Regions from separate parts of the Homo sapiens genome. Here region 2 is linked to region 1. The links are chromatin contacts, found by Hi-C in ENCODE. All regions are on one chromosome and are shown on one strand. Each heading gives the region's core, a stretch centred on a gene start or an enhancer-like site at or near the end of the contact. The rest is flanking DNA. Distances are from core to core; before and after follow the strand shown.

Region 1 (3,619 bases), core at 508-3,007:
CTCTCATGGACATGGCCTAAGAAGGTCAACTTCATGTCAGTAGATGCAGTTCAGCCTCTGATAGATATGAACGTGAGGACCCTGAATGAAGATGATGGAAGGACCCAGCCAGAACTGTGGGGTCCCAAAAAGTCCAGCTCAGGCTGTCAGCCCTTCAAAGTCCAGAACAGCCCTGGCTAAATGTAGCTCACCACAACTTCCAGTTCAGAGGTCGGCAGAGGGTGAGTACCTTGATCTGATGGGAACAGCCTCAGGTCAGTGGAGGATGGAGTGCCCCAAGACTGGCCAGGTGTCATGGTGAGGACCCTGAAGAGAAATAAGAGAACTGTTATAGGACCAACGAGTTTCTGTGTCAGCTGCAAAGTAACAGACCCACTATAATAAAACAGCAAAGTTTGCAGCAAAGAGTTTAATGATTGCAGGGTGCCAAGTGAGGAGATGAGAAGAGACTCTCAAATTCATCTCCCCAAGGAGTTCTGGGCTGGGATTTGCAAGGAGATCATGGAGGGCGAGGGGCTGGAGAACTGAGGTTGTTGATTCGTTGGGGTAAAGGGGATGAAATCATCAGAATGTGGAAACTGCGTTTTTTTTTTTTTAGTCAGCTCCTGTGGGGTCTTTTGGACCAGCTGATGTCAGTAGGGTCCTTTAGAGCAGCTGGCATCAGTGGGGTCCTTCAGACCAGCTGAGTCATTAGAATCATCAGTATGCAGGACCTTAAGGAATATCTCAAAGAAAAAAAGTTTCATTATGTTAAAATTGTTATCTATAGAGCAATTAAGGGCAACTATAATCTAGTAACAGGATCTACATGATTCTGGGATAATAGGCACCAAACTACTATGAGGAAGCAGGTCAGAGAGCAGCTGACTTCATGATTAATGCTGAATGTTCTGCAAGCTTGGCGTATCTTCATTTATCTCCCTTCCCTCTTCCCTGATTAATTTTATACAGTTCATAGGGGCAGTTTCAAAACCACCCACCCCAGAACAGAGGAGCCCACAAATTCCACCAATGCTGTCACCCTTGGGGAGCCCAGAAGAGAATTATGAGGTGGAGAAATCCCATCAATATGCCTCGTGTGTTTCACAGAGGTGAAGACCTTGGACTAGTGGAAATGGCCCTAGGTCAAAGAGACAAAACCCACGCCCTAACAGGAATCAAGGTGAGGATCCTAAGTGTTACGAGGGGGCTCTCCCCCTTGCAACACCAGCAGAGGGGGCCAAACAGAGCCCCTCGCCATTGTTAGCACCGAGAGGCCCCAAAATAAGTATCTCTGAATCCCCTTCATTCCACCTGTATAGTCTCGGGGAAGGAAGGGCCTTTGTCTGAAGAGGGTGACCCCAGTTGTGCAGAGAGAGAGTCTTGGCTTTCACGGGAATCAAGGTGAGGACTCTGAGGGCGGATGAGAAGACCTCTCCCCAAAAAAGGCACATTCACAGAGCCCTGCCGCTGCTGTCAGGCCTGTGAGGCCCAGGCAGGGGTGGCCTGTTTGGCACGCTTAGATTTCCACAGTGGGGGCTGAGGGAGGTGGGGGTATTGTTTGGAGGCTGGCGGATTTGGGTCAGCACGCATATTCGTCCCAGGCTGCTAGATACTGAGGTGAGGACCCCTAGTGGAGACGAAGGGACCAGCAACGCTAGAACAGTGACGTCCGGTAGCGTCCAGCCGTCAGCCCTCAGACGCCACGGGCTGCCGGATGTGAGTCATCCTGACTTCCGCTTTGAAAAAAAAGACCCGAGCGGATGTGGCTCATCCTGACTTCCGCTTTGGAGGCGAGGACCCGAGCGAGTGTAGGGGGTGCGGCGTCTGGTCAGCCAGGGGTGAATTCTCAGGACTGGTCGGCAGTCAAGGTGAGGACCCTGAGTGTAAACTGAAGAGACCACCCCCACCTGTAACAAAGAGGGCCCCACTAAGTCCCGCTTCTGCATTTGGTCCTGAGAGGCTCCGGTAAAGCCGTCCGGCAATGTTCCACCTGGAAAGTTCCAGGGCAGGGGAAGGGTGGGGGGAGGGGCAGTCGCGGGGGAAGGAGGTTTGGACGCAGGGAATAGGCCTCATTCTGCACGTAGGGTGGGTGTAGGCCCTAACTGAAATCAATTTGAGGGCCCTAAATGTGGACTGAAGAGAACATCTCCTACCCTTAACAAAGGTGGCCTCACTAAGTCTCGTCCCTGAAGACGGCTCTGGGAGGCCCCAGCAAAGCTGTGCCTGGAAAGTCTCAGGGAGGGGAGGGCCTTGAACCTAGGAAGCAGCCCTGCTTCTGCTCATATGGCATCAACCTAAAACCTAACTGGGGTTAAGGTGAGGACTCTGAGTATTAATGAGCGGACCTCTACCCAAAAGAGGAGTCATGCTGGGCAGTTCCCAGGCCGAGGTGACACTGGGTTTTAGATGGTCCCAGGCTGACATGACAAATGCAGAGCAACCTGACTTCCTCTCCCGGGACTAAAGAAGTTGAGGGCTACATCCAAGACCCACATCTGCTGCCAGCAATAGGAAGGTCAGGGCAAAGCTAGCAAGCTGAGATGCTCTCTAGTTTCCTCTGGAGGTGGTCTCAGGGAGGTGAGGGTCTTGGTGTAATGGGGTAGGTCTAATGCGACAGAGAGGCCCAGTCTCTAACAGGAAGCAAGGATGTGACACTGAGTGATGAGGAGGGGACTCCAACCAGAAAGAAGTGCCATATAGAGCCCACTCTTGTTGTCAGACCAGGGAGACCTGAGCATGGCATGTTGAGTTGTACTCACTCTCCCCAAGACATCTCAGAGAAGTGAACGACCCCATTAAAGAGGGCAGCCTGGCCGGGCGCGGTGGCTCACGCCTGTAATCCCAGCACTTTGGGAGGCCGAGACAGGCGGATCACGAGGTCAGGAGATCGAGACCATCCTGGCTAACACGGTGAAACCCTGTCTCTACTAAAAATACCAAAAAAAAAATTAGCGGGGAGCGGTGGCGGGCGCCTGTAATCCCAGCTACTCGGGAGGCTGAGGCAGGAGAATGGTGTGAACCTGGGAGGCGGAGTTTGCAGTGAGCCGAGATAGAGCCACTGCAGTCCGGCCTAGGCGAAAGGGCGAGACTCCGTCTCTTAAAAAAAAAAAAAAAAAAGGCAGCTTGAGGTCAGCAGAGGGAGGGTTTCCAGGTTGTGCCAGATGTTATGATAAGAACTCTGACGACTGCAGGGGGCTCCCACCCCATATTAGTGGGAGCCACACAATCCTCAGTACTGTCAGCTCTGAGAGACCCCAGGCAGAAATGTGAAACAGAGGTGCCCATCAGTTCCCACTCAAGGGTAACAGGGAAATGAGAGTTTTAATCTGAGGGTGGTGATCACTTGTCAACAGAAGTAATGTACTAATTGGTCCATTCTGGCATTACTATAAATACCCAAGACTGGGTAATTTACAAAGAAAAGAGGTTTAATTGGCTCACAGTTCTGCAGGCTGTACAGGAAGCATGATGCTGGCATTTGCTCAGCTTCTGGGAGCAGGGCTCAGGAAATTTACAATCATGGCAGAAGGGGAAGGGGAAGCAGACATGTTACATGGCCAGAGCAGGATCAAGAGGCCAGGGGAGGCGCTACACACTTTTAAATGACCAGATCTCATGAGAAGTCATCGTTAAGGGG
Region 2 (3,619 bases), core at 379-2,878, 68 kb after region 1:
AGGAGTTGGGAAGAAGTTGATTCCAACTCTCATGGATGAATTTGAGGGGTTCAGGACTTCAATGGAGTGAGTCACTGCAAATGTGGTGGAAATAGCAAGAGAACTAGAATTAGACACCTGAAGATATGACTGAATTTCTGCAATCTCATGATCAAATTTAAGCAGATGAGGAGTTGCTTCTTATGGATGAGCAAGAAAGTGATTTCTTGAGTTGGAAACTACTCCTGGTGAAGATGCTATGAACATTATTGAAATAACAATGAAGGGTTTAGAATATTCCATAAATGTGGTTGATAAAGCAGCAGCGGGGTTTGAGAAGATTGACTCCAATTTTGACAGAAGTTTTACTGGGGTAAAATACTATGAAACAGCACTGTATGCTTCAGTGAAATATTTGATGAAAGGAAGTGTCAATCAATTCTGTAAACTTTATTGTTGCCTTATTCTAAGAAATTTTAAGCAATCGCCACAGCCACCCCAACCTTCAGCAATCAGTACCCTGATCAGTCAGAAGTCATCCACATGAAGGCAAGACCCTCCACCAGCAAAAAGATGAAGACTCACTGAAGGTTCAGATCTTCATTAGCATTTTTAGCAATAAAGCATTTTTTAAGCAAGGTGTGCATGTTGTTTTTGAGACACAATGCACACTTAATAAACAACAGTAAGTACAATTTTAAAATCCAGTAGGAAATAAAAAAATCTGTGTGACTCACCTTACTGCAATATTGACTTTATTGCAGTGGTCTGGAACCAAACTTGCAATATCTCTTAGGTATGCCTGTGTATGAAAACCTAGATGTTCTACCTCAACATGTATCAGCTCAGCATGTTTTTAAAATTCTTCATAAAACAGGAACACATTTATTCTGAGTATTCAAAGCACTAGGAACCATTTCCTGACAGAGATCTGATCCTAGGGGCTCAGTGAGACCAGTGCCATTGCTGAATTGTACAATCGTTTATTTTCTTTGTGGAGTTTTGCTTCTTGTGTCTCACAGGCAGCAGCTCTCATTGCAGAGCAGGTATCTCAGAGATTGAATGAAGTTAACCCTTTTCTGTCATTACACCATTCTAAATATTTATTCGTCAAGCTTAATTCCTGTCTTCAAAATTGTACATCTCAGTGCTCCCAGTTTTCGCTCACATACTCACCATATGCTTGTCTGTAATTATTATGGCTCATTGACTATTGGTATTTGCTGGATGCTTTCCTCTTATTTTGCTTAATTCCTATTTTTTAATCTTTAGTGCTTTTTGCCTATCTCTGCTTCCATAGTGTTTATTTTGAGCTCATAGCTTATTGGTTTCTCTTTTCATATGTCATTCAAATTTTTTTCTATAGGCCTCACAGAGTTCTTACACAAAGTTTAGTCATCGATATCCTTCAGAAAATTTGTCAATATTTGATTAAACATCCAAAAACCTAGATCGATTGTTTGTTTAAGTTAATGTCCAGAATTGCATTCAATTCATATGAATAGTCACTACATATCAGTTTTGGGTTAATGAAAACATTTATACATTAATGGTCAATATTCCACATGATCACTTAATGAGCATTAGCTGAAGTGTGACCACGAAAACTAGCCCTAGCAACCCCTTGAGTAAAGACTCCAGAGTTTTATGTTGCTGTGCCATGATGATTCATTTGTATGAGTCATGTTTTCAGCAATATTTTTCTCCTTTGTCATTTCAAATTGTTGGTCAGCCTTTGTCACTGTGACTCATGGATTTTTACAAAACACAGAGAGATAGAATGGCTAAGGTCATTGGCTCTCCCTGTCCTTTGTAAAATCTCAATCTATTAAATGATCATTTTGCCTGTTCCACAGTTCACATGGGGATAGAGGGAGATAGATTTTGAAGCAGAGAAGGGAAGAAAAAGAAAGAGATTAAAATTTGGGGCTGAGGTTGGAAAAGGACCACAGGTTGAGGGTCCTGGTGAGAGTAAGGGAACCTATATATAGTTCAGAGGCTGTCCTCCAAGGAGATGACAACCTTCAGAGGGATGGCTTGTGATGAGCTCAGGGAATCTGGACAGGGGCTCCCAGACTCACCAAGTGAGTCACAAACATGTCTTAGAAACAGTGAAACTATCTGACCTGAAGAGACTCTGACCAAGCCTTAATAAAGGCTGAAATTGCATTTCCCGCCAGCCTGGTGGGCTGAAGCTTGGGTTTAAATTCTGGCTTAATTTTATTCAAGCGGGACAAAAAGTGAATATTTCTTGAATATCTGAGCTTAAAGAGTAAGATTCCTCCCTACAACATATGGAAGTTAATCCAAAACTTCTAAGAATTCTCATGCTGTATGTGTCTACATCCAGGACTGATTACAATCCCTCTTAAACAAGTGGCTTCCAAGACACCCATGCTTATCTGCATCAAGCCAGCAGGAAGAGGAAAAACATGGAGGATATCAAGTATATGGTCTGTATGTATTAGCTTGAAAATAGAACATATCACTTCTGTTCATATCTCATTGTCTAGAACTCCATTGTATATCCAATAGAGCACCAACTACAAGGTAAGAAGTTATGCTCAGTGATATATCCTATTTATGTGTCTGGGAAGAAGAAGGCCCTAATTTGTAAAGAGATAGACAGTCTCTTTGGAATTTGTTCTTCTGCCACTATATATTCATTTTTCTTCCCTCATATGGAACACATTCACTTCCCTCCTCAAGCAACTGAAAGTCTATTTCACTCACTTCATCCAGGTGAACATCCAGGACTTCTGAGTGATGTGCACTCTTCTCCATATGATCCAGATACACTTTGGTTATGTAATGATAAATCAGGGGCAGAATAAATGTCATAAAAACTTTTATTTAGAATAGAGAAAAATGAAAAACCCCTAGCAGCCACCGATCTGTGGCAATTATGAAATCCTGCTGAGGTACAAGACATTTCTTGATTAGACCCTGAATCTCTATCTGGGAAAAATTCCCCGGTCCAGGTCTACTGATTGAATTTCCCAATCACTTTTCTTGCAGAAACATACATCCGTCATGCTAGTCTCTACAAAAAGGAATGAGAAATTGCACATATTTAGAGAGCAATTGGAGTGCATAATTTTTTTATATTTTTATGACTTTTTCCAACTTTCACAGTTCTCTTGTTCACGTCTAATTTAGCAGCAATTTATATTTGTGCAACTCACCTTGGGCATTTAAAAGTATTTAATTTTAATGTAAAGAACACTTTATATTGGTACTCATTTTGTATGTGTAATATTTACCTAAAGTATAAAATTACAATAACAAAATAGGCTTAAATAAAATTGTTATTTAACACAGTAGATTCTTGGTAAACATATAACTCAACCAGTCTGAGCTAAGAAAAGTAGGGCATTCTAGACAGGCATTGTTCAATCTATGCTGGGAGACAGTTCAAGTGTTTAACAGAGAGAACGCAGGGTTTCATGTAATCAGGAGTTGATAAGTAGACCTTAGCTAAGAGAATTTCTCCTTTACTTTATGGCCTTGGGGATTTTGCTAAGCCTACCTGAAGCCATTGGTTCTCATTATTTTATTTGTCTGTATTTTGAAGTGCTTCAGTATATTGAAGAGATAGGGCTGGATGACCCACAGCAGAGTTGAAAAAAACAGATAGTTC

The links. A loop is a pair of places that touch in the nucleus more often than their neighbours do.
Region 2: a map of K562 shows a loop between it and region 1 (4-fold over the local background). The contact joins the enhancer-like site here to the promoter of MAGEB2 in region 1. A Hi-C loop is called at or near these places in 2 of 168 maps with a recorded cell type or tissue (A673 and K562).

The regions. Positions count from the first base shown.
Region 1 is chrX:30,213,806-30,217,424 of GRCh38, forward strand. MAGEB2 (MAGE family member B2) reads left to right here and starts at 1,758. Exons shown (of 2, transcript NM_002364.5): 1 at 1,758-1,850. LOC107985632 (a long non-coding RNA gene) reads right to left here and starts at 1,715. Exons shown (of 3, transcript XR_001755983.2): 1 at 1,294-1,715; 2 at 230-306. RefSeq lists an enhancer at 942-2,141.
Region 2 is chrX:30,281,968-30,285,586 of GRCh38, forward strand. No RefSeq gene overlaps it. Among named protein-coding and RNA genes, the nearest start is that of NR0B1, 26 kb to the right of the region's middle. RefSeq lists a silencer at 325-426, an enhancer at 1,110-2,309 and cis regulatory regions at 1,459-2,199, 2,290-2,436. Within about 2 kb of position 1,629, at least 6 of the 41 ENCODE cell types and tissues checked have a DNase peak (open chromatin) inside an H3K27ac peak, as active enhancers do.